Linked DNA regions of Homo sapiens: regions 2 and 3 are each linked to region 1. Evidence: chromatin contacts called from ENCODE Hi-C or POLR2A ChIA-PET data. All regions are on one chromosome and are shown on one strand. Each heading gives the region's core, a stretch centred on a gene start or an enhancer-like site at or near the end of the contact. The rest is flanking DNA. Distances are from core to core; before and after follow the strand shown.

The links. A loop is a pair of places that touch in the nucleus more often than their neighbours do. ChIA-PET counts read pairs that join two places held with the same protein, here RNA polymerase II (POLR2A). Pooled maps may share reads with other maps.
Region 2: a loop to region 1 is called in a map with no recorded cell type, with 7 times the contacts of the local background. The contact joins the promoter of PIK3CG here to the promoter of KMT2E-AS1 in region 1. A Hi-C loop is called at or near these places in 1 of 168 maps with a recorded cell type or tissue (right cardiac atrium), 2 of 37 single-sample maps with no recorded cell type and 7 of 50 pooled maps.
Region 3: a loop to region 1 is called in a map of CD8-positive, alpha-beta T cell, with 10 times the contacts of the local background. The contact joins the promoter of NAMPT-AS1 here to the promoter of KMT2E-AS1 in region 1. A Hi-C loop is called at or near these places in 4 of 168 maps with a recorded cell type or tissue (CD4-positive, alpha-beta T cell, CD8-positive, alpha-beta T cell, GM12878 and 1 more), 19 of 37 single-sample maps with no recorded cell type and 20 of 50 pooled maps. POLR2A ChIA-PET finds 5 or more read pairs at or near these places in 4 of 52 experiments (A549, CD4-positive, alpha-beta T cell, GM12878 and 1 more).

The regions. Positions count from the first base shown.
Region 1 is chr7:105,011,496-105,016,282 of GRCh38, reverse strand. KMT2E-AS1 (KMT2E antisense RNA 1) reads left to right here and starts at 2,142. Exons shown (of 1, transcript NR_024586.1): 1 at 2,142-4,787. KMT2E (lysine methyltransferase 2E (inactive)) reads right to left here and starts at 2,078. Exons shown (of 27, transcript NM_182931.3): 1 at 1,748-2,078. RefSeq lists enhancers at 1,759-1,988, 2,249-2,368, 2,689-2,738, 2,530-3,069, 3,159-3,528 and 1 more and silencers at 2,049-2,138, 2,489-2,538.
Region 2 is chr7:106,862,886-106,867,672 of GRCh38, reverse strand. It overlaps PIK3CG (phosphatidylinositol-4,5-bisphosphate 3-kinase catalytic subunit gamma), which reads right to left and starts at 2,391. Exons shown (of 11, transcript NM_001282426.2): 1 at 2,247-2,391; 2 at 1-123. The coding sequence starts at 111. RefSeq lists an enhancer at 2,220-2,319.
Region 3 is chr7:106,283,261-106,288,047 of GRCh38, reverse strand. NAMPT-AS1 (NAMPT antisense RNA 1) reads right to left here and starts at 2,802. Exons shown (of 1, transcript NR_186647.1): 1 at 1,722-2,802. NAMPT (nicotinamide phosphoribosyltransferase) reads left to right here and starts at 3,065. Exons shown (of 11, transcript NM_005746.3): 1 at 3,065-3,220. The coding sequence starts at 3,164. RefSeq lists silencers at 2,566-3,105, 3,376-3,735.

The sequences.
Region 1 (4,787 bases), core at 893-3,392:
AGCTTAAATACATGGGAAAAATGGATGGCAAAATATAATGGCATCTCTACACCCAATGAAGTAACAGGTTTAAGCTTGTTTGTACAGCTCCCTAAAATTTAAGCTAAAACACAATACAAAAACCAAAATCCACAAAATGGGTCAAGAGGTGGTTGGGAAATGTCTTACTCTAGATTGAAACATTTAATCATATAAAATAGATGATACTTATACAGTTACTAAACATTTTAATCTACTTTGGCATATTGAATAAAAGATGGTTGGATTAAACCAAACAAAAACTATTATTGGTACCCAAATAATTTTTTTTTAATGTTGAAGCGCACCCATCATCACCACTGAAATTTGCAAGGCTGTTTTTTTTTTTCAAAAGTGGAGACATTTTATTTGCCTTTCAGGAAAAACGAATCAAATTAATCAGCTAAAACACAGCACTGTAATTTGCAGTAAAAAATCAACACATTTTTGTAACTGGCTCGGGGAAGGAAAAACAGCCCAGTCTTTTCATGTAAACATAATAAGCCTGTAATATGCTGCAGACAAACGCACTGCATGGGGTGTGGAGGACCCGAGCTGATTAGATTACCACAACATCAGCCTGGGGCCGCCATTTTTAGAATCTGTAAAGGACAAAAGAGGGAAATTTCAGTTTTTACTCCCCATCTCAGAAATTGAAGGAAAAAAACAGACTATTTTCCAAATAGGTATTCATGTCTCCAGCCTCGAGTTGAATGCACCTCACTTAATTCTCTCCAAGGTCTCCAGAACTCCAAACACCTTACCTTATTCACATCTCTAAAAAGGGAACAAAATAGGCAAAACGAGGTTTACTCTAGAGCTAACTCTAGCGATTCCTCTTTGACTTTAAATTGTATCGTTCTTAAGACAGAGCCCAGCAAGGACGGATCTATACGGAACTAAGGCCAGTAGAAGAGAGCACTCTGGATTGTTTTTTTCTCACCCCCACCCCGTTTAGCACAGTGAACCGTTTGTTTCTCATCTGTGTCTGCTGCCATAGAATTTGTGCCAATCCCTTGGTCAAAATAAGCTTTTCTGAAATGAGCCATATTGTAGATCCTAAGGCTCCGGCACAGTAAAGGACGGCGGTAATGCAAAAGGAGTGGGGGAGGAGACTGAGAAGGCTGGGTACTGGGGTGACCACTTCAGGGGCGGGTTTACCCTCTCCAGGAGAGGATGAGGAGCTAGCTGTCTCGCTCTCCCACAAAGAGAGATGCCCAGGGCGTTCTTCTTACCCCCTTCGTATTCATGTGCACATTATACCAGAGACTGCCCGTCAAGAAATGGAAGAAGAAAATGGGGCCTATATGGCTTTTCAGCACCTGAACAAGACGCGGTTGAGAAAAGGGAGCGCTGGCAGCTCCTGGGACCACTTCGACACAAACCCTACTAACAGTCACAAGCCTCCGTCTTCACTCAAGCGGCCTTAACCCGCTGCCAATGAGGAGTGCGCCCCCTCCCTAACTCCCCCACTCTCAAGGGGGTTTAACTGCCAGTTACCCCTTTCCCAACCCTAAAACCCGCCATAATGCTCCATTTCTAGGGTCAGGGAGAAGAAAGAATAAATTCGATTTAAGCAAGCAACGTCTTGCGCCGGCAAAGACACCTGAGAGTCAACGTCGGCTCCCCCAGCTTAAGGATAAAGATGAGAGACCTCCCTCCCCCTTGAAACACAAGTACCCCAACCCCGCAAGCCCCAGGAACTCCCATGGAGACGACAGGCACTAACCTGTGATGTTCACACACGAGACACCCGAACCCCGTTATGTGCTCGACCCCCAAGGAGTCTCTCCGCACCTCCGCGAACAGGCGACCCCCCGACAGCAGCCACTGCGGACACAGGACCCGGCTCCACACACCCCCTCCCCAAACAGCAGCGCGCAGCCTCTTCACCAGGAACCGAGGAGTAGGGGAGGGGGCAGCCAGGCAGTCAACAGGAACGCAGAGACGACGGCGAGGCTGCTCGGAGTGTCTATGCCCACTCTGTTGCCGCTCCCGAACTCCGGCACGGTCTCCGACTCGGCCCCCTGCGCCCGCTCAGTGTCACTGCCTCTCGCTCTGGGAAAATGGCGGCGGCGGCGGCGGCGGCCGCGGCGGCGGCGGCGGCGGCGGCAAGTGCACGGGGTACGCCCGTCCCGCTCCGCAGGGGCAGAGGGGGAGGGGATGAAGCTGCCCGGCGCCATTTTGCTTGTGGGCTGCCGCCCGCCGTTGCCTCTCCGCGGAGGCTCGAAGATAGCAAACTGGAGGCGGTGAGGGGGACGGAATCTCTGTCTTTCTGACAACAGATGCATTCAACAATCCACCGAAGGTTTGAGGAAGTGTCGGTATTCGGTGGGACTGGTTCTTTCCCCCTTTCCCCCAGTGGCCCTCAAGTCTGGATATAGGTGAGCTTGGGCATGCCAGTATTGGGTGCACGAACAAGGACAGCAGGGCTTGGGAACGAACTCCCTCCCGTCACCCTCCGAAAGCGATACACCTTCTCCCCCTCCCAAACAACCCCAGTCCCGTCTCCCCGTTCCTCTCCCCCTCCTCCCCCAGCCCAGTCTGGCCTCCAGCGCTGGGTGAACCCGGTTGGGGTGTCACTCGACGCCCACTAGGGGCTGAGGAGGCTCCAGTGCGCAGGCTCCGGGCACCGGATAAAAGCGGAGCTGGCGAGTCTAGTGCTGTCTCGATGGAGGAGCAAGAAACGGAAGAGGTCGGGGGGAGAAGCAGCCGGAAAAATGCAGCCACCGTCAACGCCGCCTCCCTGCCACCGTGCTTCGGGGTAAAAAGCTGCCGTTGCCGTCGGTGCAGTTGCCGTCGCTGCCTCCTATACTTCTCTTGGCCTCGGGGAAGGATTTCCCCACCGGTGGGACAATGTGCGGGGAGGGGAGTGGGAATTCCTTTATATGGCGGTGATTAAACGAGGGAGGGACAGACAGTGATCTCGAAGAAAAAAGGGGGAGACCAAAGAATAAAAGAAGGGTTTCCCCACTAAAATGACACGGCGATTCCGGCTCTTGTTTTGGGGGTCTTTCCCCGAAATGGTTTCCGTCTTCCCCTTGCCCCGCAGCGACCCAGAGCGCTGGGGGAAGCGGAGTGGGGAGAGGCAGAGGCGGTCTCGGCAGCCAATCAGCGCCTGATGTGTCCTGTCGGGCGCGTCGTGGTTGGCTGGCGATGACCTCATCCTGCAGCAGCGGGTGGGGCCAAAGCCGTAGGGGGAGGCTGTTGCAAAGGTAGAGAGGGAGAAGTGACGATGGTGATCGTTGCTGCCGCGGCCGATATGGAACCCAAGCAGTGGCGAAGGGAATCGCAAGGCTCTTCCCTGACCATTTTCTACTGTCCCTGCGCGAGGTGAGGGCCCCGGCTCGGCCTCTGCAAAACTTTGGGGCGCTGGCGCGGAGGAGGAGACAGGATTTCTCCCGTGACTTTTGTAACTGCGTCAGGGCAAGATGGCGCTGGGTCTCTTTGGGGCGCGGGGGGAGAGGCACGTCCACCGCCGCAGCGCATGTGACCGGGCTGCATTCCTGTGGGGTTTGGCTCCGACCCAGGCCGGGGCGGGGGAGGGGACAGGGCTTGGGCGGAGGAGACTGTGGTGCGGTCGGCGTTGGCGGCCTGAAGAGGAAGAGATGACTGTTGGAAAGCGTTCCCCTCCCCCATACGGCAGAACAGCTGCGGCTCCCAGGGGAAAGCCCCCGCAGGACAGTCCTCGTGGGGTGTGACGGCTGTTGGTGGAGAAGGTTTGGCGCCCTATTTTCTTATCTGCCTTTCTCCCCGCAAAGTATACTTATGTAAGGTGGTAGTTCCCTGACGTGGGACTCGGAATCAACTAGGAGTCCTTGAGGGCCTCTGGGAGGCCTAGCGAGGGGTAGACCAGCTTCTGGGGGTACAACGTCAAGGAGGATCGATTACTTTCTGAGGAAACAGTTTCTCAGATTGAAATAGAAAAGTATTTCCAAAGTTTGGAAACAAATTTAAAGGTGTAAATAACACCCAGGAACACTTTAATTGCTTTGAAAAGGCATAAGCAGCCATCTGAATTTAAGGGCCCTTTTCAGACTCTTCCTTCCTCCTGTGATTCCTGTTCTTTATTTCAGTTTTCTGTCTGTACATCCCTTAAGAATATAGTTTTGTCGGTGGGATTCGCTCTTTTGTGCCCAGGCTGGAGTGCAGAGGCGAGATCTCGGCCCACTGCAACCTCCGCCTCCCCGGGTTCAGGCGAGTCTCCTGCCTCAGCCTCCCAGGTAGCTGGGATTACAGGCGCCCACAACCACACCCTGCTAATTTTTTCTATTTTTAGTAGAGACGGGGTTTCACCCCATTGACCAGGCTGGTCTCGAACTCTCGAGATCCGCCCGTCTCAGCTTCCCAAAGTGCTGGGATTATAGGCATGAGCCACCGCGCCGGGCCTGCTTTTTTTTTTTTTTTTTTTTTTTGCACTGGGCATTAGTAATACGGAATAAAAGCCGTGTTTTAAACTGTATTAAGTTGTAAGACTTTTCAGTACTTTCAAGTCTGCTTTCTTTCTGTTGCCCTTTTGTAGTTTTTAAAAATAAAAGATGCAATTATAAGCACTTCCGGTGAATATTATTCCTTAAGGTTCCTGCATCATCATGAAATTTGAAGCACTTTTATAGTAGTACAAACTATACTTTTAGCTTTTGAAATCTCGATAGGAGAAAATATCCAGCAGTTTTAGGGGCTATTTTGGCATATTCATTAAGGTAGACTAAGTTTGTTTTTCGTTTTTCCCACTTAGCCAAACTAGTTAAAGTAGTCAAAACTAGCAA
Region 2 (4,787 bases), core at 1,142-3,641, 1.9 Mb before region 1:
GAGCTCCATGGAGGACAGGCTGGCCGCAGCACTGCGCGGCTTCATCCTCCGGCGCCTTCGGCAGTTGTCCTCTCTCAGCACCACGGGCTGTTTATAGTTCTCCAGCTCCATGCCCTATGCGACCTGGGAGCGGAGGGACACAGGGATTTGTCACAAGAAAGGCACTTTCCCCTTATATTTTCTGGTGAGATGAGGGAAGAGGAGGTATAGGCGGCGTACATGTGCACAGGGACCCAGAGGGACCAAGTATTTTAAACTGGAAGCACTACAGCCCTTCAGAGCGTGGGCTTTGGAGTCGGGCCGGTGAGTCCTGGCCCAGCCACTTACTTTCTGGGTGATTTGGGCTGCTTAATCTCTGAGCCTGTTTCTCATCTCTCAAACTGGTTAGTAATGAATGCCCCAGAGGGAGAGTTAAATAAAGTAATACTTGTTCAATATGGGTGACAGGTATATGGGGGCTTATTGGTCGTTCTACTTTTGTATACTTTGAAAATTTTAAAGAGGTAGGTAAAACACTCATCCAGCACAGCGCATGACACATTATAATGGCTCAGAATGGACATTGTTCTTAAACATACTGAAACATATAGATTACTAAAATAGTACAGTTAAGGTTCAAGTCCCAGTTTACAAGGTGCAACACGAGATGCCAAAAAATCTCACTTTGAAAACAGGCCTTTAACTTACTTCCTCTTTGTTAAGTCTCACACTTCTTGGAACCCAGACACCTCACCCAGCCTTGCTTCACGTTGCCTGTTTTCAAACTGCCTGGACCTAGGATCTACTCCCTAATAAATTTCCTGCCTCTTGGTTTCATTTTTTCTTTCTAATTAGGAAAGCAAGTCATTTCATTTGTAAAGCTAAAACATATCGGAATTAGTAAAGTTACAGTCAAAACCATTTGCAGATATGTAAAATTTTGAATCATGGAATTTGTCAGCATTCTGGCTGTCACTGCTATATTAGGGCAGTATCTTAGAAGAGTCACCCAAGGCTGTACTCTCCCAATAGGAACATTTAGGTAATTTTAACATTGTTTAATTAATTAATTAAAATTCATTTGATCTGTCTCTACTTAATAATGGAGGAGCTACAGGATGGAAGGCAGGATTTCTGGACTCCAGTGACCTTCTGTTAAGACCCCCAATCATTTAACTTCTTTTTTGCTCTAATATTTTCATTTTTGTAACACAAATTCACAAATTTATTCTCATTAACCTACTCACTCTTTCCACAAAATTCAGTAAGTACCTACCCTTCACAAAGCACTTATGTATAAATAGGACATACTGCAATAGGAAATCCTTCAAATAATAATTGAAATTTGAAAGGTATTAACACTGAAAGATTAGGTATTTTGCTTTCAATGTTTAGTATCACTACATTGTAATACATTATATTCTAAACGAATCAATTATTGAAACAAAAAATTAATGTTTCAGAAAATATCGTTTACTCTCTTAAATAACTAATGTTAGACTTAAAACTACATTATTTCCTTAAGAAATAGTGGAGCATTTGATGTATACCAAAAAGGAGAGCTTGATAAGAAGATAAGAAAGACAAATTTCATTTGATCCAAACTTATGTTCAAATCTTGGCTTAACTTTTAAAACCAATATTCCCTCTCTTAAAATATGAAGTTATACTTAGTAAGTGAAACCAACTGTCCCAAAGAACTGTCTCTTGTGGCTTAAAACATTCATTTTGGTCTTTTGCTACATTATAGAATAACTAACAAAGAAGAGAACTGTAAGATACATTGATATTGACACTAACTTGAAATAAAACATGTCCAAATTTAGGCAGCATATAAATACACAGCAATAACTTCTGCCTCAGTGATACCAAACGATCTTATAAGATGCAGAGGAAAACAGGCTGACTAATACTCACTGGTTTCCTTCATGGTTGAGGCTATGAAGCTTTCCCCTTTTATGAGAAGATGTTGGAAACACTGTAAGTACAGTAATCTTGAAGCATGCACTTGTAGGAATATGAAGCCTGGCTGCCGTGCCCTCCCTTTTCCTCCCAAAACAAAAACAAAAATGTGATGCACCTGCAAAACTATTGCCGGAACGTTGTAGATATCCACAATACAGGTTGGACTAGACAATGAAACACAGACATTCGGTGGTAGTATCATCTCAAGAACCGACAACAGTTTCAGATAATCTAGCCGAGAAGGAAGTGCCACTATTCCGAGTCAGACCCCACAAAGAGCAAAAAATAGAAGGAAGCAATACCTGATAAAGCAGCGGAGGCGATGATGCTGAAGGATCATTTGTTTAATTTTTGAAAACAAAACAAATTCAAACCTACCCAGTGTGCGTCTAAATTCTTCCGCTTTTCTGGGGCTCCCTTCATATCCAGATGCAGAGGAAGTGTTGCAGTTACCAGGAAGGAAGTTTTAACCAAGTTGATTATACGTGTGATTGCTCATTTTAAAAGTGTCAGAAATGCATTTCCTGTTTTAGCATAGAGAGGGTAGGAGTATGAGACTGAGCAATGTTTACCATGGTTTTTCTTTTCTTTTTTTTTTCTCTTTGAACTAATTTTTCAAAAATTGTGATACTGAGACAAAATGACATAAATCCAAACCAAAATTACCCATTATGAGACATAAACATATGAAATATCTTTGTAGCTAGTTCTAAGAGCCACAGTATTAGGTATCCTATTAGGAAGACTTTTACCAGTCAAATTAAACTCATTCCCCTCCTGGGAATTCAAAAGAATCCTTGTTCGCACATGCTAACTGAGGGGTGGGGGAAGAGAAACCTAGTCATCTTGAGGACTAAGTTATCAAGCTGAAAATTTTTAAAGGCATGGTCTGCAAGCTCACTTCCTTAGCTTGGTGAGAGCTTTCTCTATTTTTTCAGAGCATTTGGGGCCTAAAATATCACTGGCTCAAACTGAAAGCACTGCAGCATGTGCATGTGTGTATATAAATGTGACATACTGCAGTAAGTAACCCTTCAAATAATGGTTGAAATGCTAAAAGTATTAAAATTGAAAGATGAATAAAAAGGTATTTTGATTTTAATACTAAGTACCACTACATTGTAACACATTATATTCCAAACAAGGATCAACTATTGAAACAAAAATTAATGCTTCAGAAAATATCCTGTGTTGAGGATGGAGCCTTACTGTCAGCAATGACTGATTAATTAACTGTAGACAAAACAGAAGGAGGTTGCCTGTTATCATGGGGAAATTGGGGAGCTGAACACTGTTACAGCATCAGGCAGATTCCATCCTGGGAGGTGGCCCCTGATTCCTATGGGAGTAGAGAATGCATAGAAAAGCCATCCTGAATCATTTTTAGAGTAGCGTTGTATCTTCCAGGTGACCTCAGTTCTTTCTAGAACCTCCAAGCATCCTGAACCAGCGCCCCCTCCCTCCATCTCAGAATTCCCTATGCTAGAGTTCATCCTCCAATCGGGGTGTTGAGGGACTCCAGCTGAGCTTCAAGGGCAGCAGATAGAATGGAGTTGACCTCACAAGTCTCTTGGAGGTATGTAATTAAGAGTTCCTCTGAATTACTCTGATATTGAGATAAATGATTGATTTGACTTATTTCCTTTTACATATGCCTCTTGGGTTTTAACTTTTAAATAGCACTCTAATAGTTGACATCAGCAGGCAAATAATTTAATTCAAAGGCTGCCTCCCAAATATTTAGAGGGGTCTTATCAGCTTCTCAAAGTATATTCCTATATAGGAATACTCCCTTAGGAGGCTGGCAGCTTTAGAAGCACCAAGGCTAGCTTTCTTGGTTGGTCCTGAGGGAAGATCAACACACTGTAGCCACCAAGCCATGATGTGAGAGCTTGCCAAGCTGTGTTTTACCCAGAGTGTGTGGGAGGGTTCCTGGGGGTGGGTGGAGTGGGAGGAGGTTTGAGGGTGGGAGGGCTGACCTCAGAGGGACCATGAGCTTGGCCAGCCCTGTTCCCCAGACCATTCAATAGATCCCTTCCCTGTCCTGGCTCAGTCACTTCCAGGGGGCCAAGTCCCAATCTGGCACTGCACATACACACACACATGCCACATTATTCCAGAAACACGAGACTCAGCCTCTTGGCCCTGCCTGCTTCTGAAGGAACTATTAAGCTAAGTTTGATTAGGCAAAGGATTTTCTGTTTTATGACTAAACTGGCAAATATGTCAGGTTTATTGGTGGCTTGAGATTAAAAGTACCCTGCTCTTCCCCAAATCTTAATATAGCCACTAAAATTTGACTATCTGTAGTAAATGTTCCCAGTAAGAAGTAATGGCAAAGATTTCCTTCCTCTGTGGATACTTCCTCCGTGTAGAGGCATCCTTTACGAGTAAGAATATTTTATATCCCCAGAATATTTAGAAGACCTTCAGTCCTCATTAATATCCCATTTTAATAATATTTTTCCCTTCTGTGAATCTGTGGACACAGAAATCATTTTGGTTGGGAAAAAAAACACAATCAAAGGCTCTGACCTTCTATATCATATCAGTGGTCACAGCAATGACAAGATAGAACAGTTTAGAAAATAAGAACACAGTAGGAAGTATCAGTGATCAATAGACATTAAAAATTATTTGTTTTGAGGAAGGCTCTTTCCAACAGCCTTCAGAGAGATTATTTATGGTCTACTTGGAGAGACAGAACATGCAGAGGAAAGAATAACATGTGCAATGCGTTAGCATATGCAGTCCAAGCGGTTTAATTGTGTGATGTAACTTTCATTATGCAAGCCAACAGTTTACTGGAGGAGTTCACTTTGGGTGAGATTTGAAAATTTTTG
Region 3 (4,787 bases), core at 1,553-4,052, 1.3 Mb before region 1:
GTATCTGAGGCAACTTTGAAATATAAAGGTGCACCCGAGGCTGTCTGCAAGGGTGTGTGGCAACAGGAGTGGCACAGATACACTCACTTTGCCTGAACAAATATATGAGCCCTAGGTCTTTCATAGCACTCTGAGGGAGGGAGACAAGGAGCTGCATGCCCAATTGGCAGTGCCTGATTGCTATTTGGTAGGATGGTATAATAATCCAGGGCTTTGAATCAAGTGAGGGGGCCCATTTGAGTCTATGTGTTATTATTTGTCATGTTGTTGTGACCTATGAAAAACAGTTTCTCAGGTCCTCTACATGCTACAACCTCCCCGGGCTCAGGCAATCCTCCCACGTCAGTCTCCTTTCAGAGAAGCTGGGACTACAGGCACATGCCACCACGTCCAGCTAATTTTTGTATTTTTTGTAGAGATGGGTTTTCACCATGTTGCCCAGGCTGGTCTCAAAATCCTGGGCTCAAGTGATCAGCCCGCCTCAGCCTCCCAAAGTGCTGGGATTACAGGTGTGAGCCACCACGTCCAACCTTAATGCTAGCTGTTAAACTGTCTTTCAGGGGAGGCCATTTTAAAATGAAATCTTGGCTCTGTTTTCAGTGATAATTTCATAGTTCTAAACCCCAATTAATTCTGAATTGCTCCAGCTTAAGCATGTAGTTACATAGAGAATGTGCCTATTTCTATCTCAGGCAAATGGTGATTGTCCTATTGGTAACATGACTTCATTGTCATTTTTTTTCTCTGGAGACTACTGTGAGGATTCACATTACTAATACTTGTGCAGGCCTCACTCCTTAATTTAACAAGCAATGTCAATACAATATTTTTTCTTTGCACAGATATAAGACCTTTTTATTTTAAAACTGCAAATTCAACTCAAAGATTGCAAGATCAAATTTTGCATCTTAAAAAAATACTACCATAAACAAAGCCCACATTATAATCAGAATCCTACTTTCTTTTCTGCATAAAGCAGCATAGAACAACGGTCATTTATAGATACATGAATTCCAGGAAGCTAAACAAATAAGAATTTGTACTATAAGTAAAGTAGGTTATATAAATTTTAAATGAAGGAAAAAACACCAAATTAAGGACAAAAATTATCTTTTTCCTTCTTTGAATTGCACTCCTTGAAATAATATAAAAAAACTCCCAAAATCAAATATTAAAAAATAATTTGTTTAGGCCGGGCGCGGTGGCTCACGTCTGTAATCCCAGCACTTTGGGAGGCCGAGGCGGGAGGATCACGAGGTCAGGAGATCGAGACCATCCTGGCTAAGACGGTGAAACCCCATCTCTACTAAAAATACAAAAAATTAGCCGGGCGTGGTGGCGGGCGCCTGTAGTCCCAGCTGCTTGGGAGACTGAGGCAGGAGGATGGCGTGAACCAGGGAGGCGGAGCTTGCAGTGAGCCGAGATCCAGCCACTGCACTCCAGCCTGGGCGACAGAGCGAGACTCCGTCTCAAAATAGAAATAATAATTTGTTTAAATGCGTTTACAAATAATTTTCCCCGGTAAAACACAGGGAAGATCAACCAATAAATACATAAGCCCTCTTGTTTCAAACCTCGTTGCTGAAAATAATTGTAAGTGTACTAGTATTTACTACATTGGTGAGTGCCTGGTGATACCTTCCACTTCCATGATCTTTGCCCTGTATTGTATCTACGTGTAGATGAGGTGATTGTCAAAAATATATACTGACTTCAAGACATAGTGTTGACTGAGGTTGTCTTTATTAGAAGTCTCAGCCATGCCTCCAGTTTCGAGATGAATCTCAATTCACAAGTTCCACTATGAATCTCAATTCACAAGTTCCACTACCACCACCACCATCACTGCCCCCAGATAGAATGAGACTTCTAATAACTTGAAAGACAAGTCTATAAATATCCTGTAATCGTTTTCACTGTATCACTTTTTCCTGGCTACTTTTATCCGATAAAAACCTCAATTTATTTTTAAGCTATTAAACATGCGGACAAAGGGAATCTTAGTTTTATGCAAAAACGCAACCACGCATGAGAACTGCGCAAGTCTTTCTTGGAATGGTCTGTATTTGGGTGAAGTCATCAGACGTCATTACACTTCTTTATTTTGGGGTTGCCAACTCGTTTCCCAGGATTTAAAGACTATAACGATGATAAAAGTCAGTGTCGCACCCTGTCAAAGGCTTGGCCCGTTGCCTTTTCCTTCCCGGCAATACTCGGTTCAATTAGGTCTTGTCCCCTCATTATCTGTGAGGACTGAATTCCACCCCCGCTTTTCAACGCAGGCTCTTTGCTCGGGAAAAGTCAAACCATCTCTCAAAGGATCAAAGAGCTCAGCCATAGACAGAGCCGCCGGAGGAAAGCGGAGTCGCTGCATCAGATGAAAGGGGCCCCTCAGCCTCACTCCTCACCGCAGCTCCTGGGATCTTAAAGACAGGGTCAGGAGGATCAGGAGGGACAAGAGGGATGGAGGCGAAAGGCTGGATCCTTAATCCAGGCCGGAGACAAAGGTGAGTAACTGCGCGTGGTGGACGGGAAGATGGGCAGTAGGAGGCTCCTCGCCCCCTAGCCGGGTGGCGTGACTTCAGGAGGACCCAGAAAACCGGCCAGGACTGGGTAGGACGGAAGGTCCCAGGCGGGGCGGGCGAACCGGCTCCTCGTGGCACTGGCAAAGCTGGGAACGCCCCCTCCAGGCCCCGCCCTCCCGCGCCCGTGCCGGGAACTCGAACTTAGGTAAGCGCCCGGGTCACGCGCCGGGGCTGCCCCGCTGCCTCCAGCTTCCCAGAGCTGGCGTCTGGGAGGAAGAGCGCGTGCATCACGTCCTCCTCCCCGCCCCGCCTCCGCGCACTGCGCAGCGCGCTGCCGCGCCCCGCCCTTTCTCGGCCCCCGGAGGGTGACGGGGTGAAGGCGGGGGAACCGAGGTGGGGAGTCCGCCAGAGCTCCCAGACTGCGAGCACGCGAGCCGCCGCAGCCGTCACCCGCGCCGCGTCACGGCTCCCGGGCCCGCCCTCCTCTGACCCCTCCCCTCTCTCCGTTTCCCCCTCTCCCCCTCCTCCGCCGACCGAGCAGTGACTTAAGCAACGGAGCGCGGTGAAGCTCATTTTTCTCCTTCCTCGCAGCCGCGCCAGGGAGCTCGCGGCGCGCGGCCCCTGTCCTCCGGCCCGAGATGAATCCTGCGGCAGAAGCCGAGTTCAACATCCTCCTGGCCACCGACTCCTACAAGGTAAAGCTCGGGGCCCGGGCAGATGAGGAGGAGCGGGGCGCGCTGGGGACGAGCGCGCGGCAGGGGGGCGGGGGCGGCTGGGGCTGGGGTTGGGGCTGGGGCTGGGGCTAGGGTCGCGGCGCGGGGAGGCCCGGGGGAGGCGCGGGCGGCGGCGGCTGGGGCAGGTGAGGAGGCGCCGCAGTGGGCAGGAGGTGGCTTGAGGAGGATGGAGGGCTGGGCGGTGGAGGCGGGGCCTGGGGGCGCGCGGCGGCGGCGGCGCGGCGGGGGGCTGAGGCGGGCCCCAGCGGACTCCCGGGCGCCGGTGCTCGGGGCTCGGGGCTCGGGGCTTGGGCGTCGCCGGCGAGCGCATGCCCTTCCCTGAAGCGCGGCCTCTTGGCCTGGAGCTGGGACCAGTTAGGTAACGGCCCCGGGGACCCGCAGTGGAGAGTGAGCGGGGCTTTCCCCCGGGCCAGCCCGGCGCGCTCGCCCCTGGCTGGGCAGGTAAGTCTCCCGGGGCGCGAGGTGGGAGAAGTCCTGGCGCGGGCGCCGGAGCAGCCGCGGTCCTCTGCGGCTCCGGCGCGGAGGACACTCGCCTGGCCCCGGTAGCCGTAGTGGATTCCCCTGTCCCACTCCGCCGGGCTCCGTTTCAAACTCCTTGGCACCTAGTGATTGCTCGTGCTCCTTATCCCTGGGTGTAGAGGCCGCTCTGCTCTTATCTGCTTTAGGGTCATTACAGGATTTCTGTGAAAAGGAAAATGAAACACGAGGATTTAAAGGAACTGTAGTTTTAACCCTAGAGAACATGTGGAGAGGGAAATGGCACAGCGTTGCGTTCACATGCCCATTGAACACTTGTGTGGGTAGCTGCCACATTCAGTTGATATGAAGCACGCAGTAGTGAAGGGAAGAGGTAAAGTAAATTTTACTTGAGCAGCATAGTGGTTTGGAATACAGTGGTAAAACATAGTACTCTCATGTTTTTGTTTTGATTCTTTTTTTTTCCTTTGTTTTTAGCCCTCCTCCGATATTCCGAGAAAGTATTTTAGAGAATTCCATTTTACTTAAGTTTTGTCTGTTTTTTTCCAATCAGCTTAAAATGCTGTTTATGATATTTAGATAGGTTCTTGAAATCGAGCCAAGATCCATCAACAAGTTGTCTTTTAGATGCAAGTTTAAAGTATTGCAAAATCCGAACACTATCAAGTATGATTCTTGAATATTGTCAAGTATACGTGATAATACCTCAAGTATGGTCCTTTACTTGGTCCTAAAACCTCCTCTTGTGTTCTCTTGGTTCAATCATAGTGTTTTCAAAATTTTAAATAGTGATTTTAGAATAGCCTCATTGATAGTTTTGTAGAATTTTTTTCTTAACTAAATCTAAAATAACTGTCAGATTTTTTTTTTACATGTTAGCCAAATGTAAAGGGAGGTTGAATAGTCTAAATTTTAAAAACAGAAGAATGCAACTTCCTTTAGTTTGCAGTTCCTCTAACCATTATACATAAGGAATGTAAAATTACTTTAACATCAGTTTTCTGGGGTGCTTTTAGTTAGAATAGTGAATTATCTTAAAGGTTTCTAATCT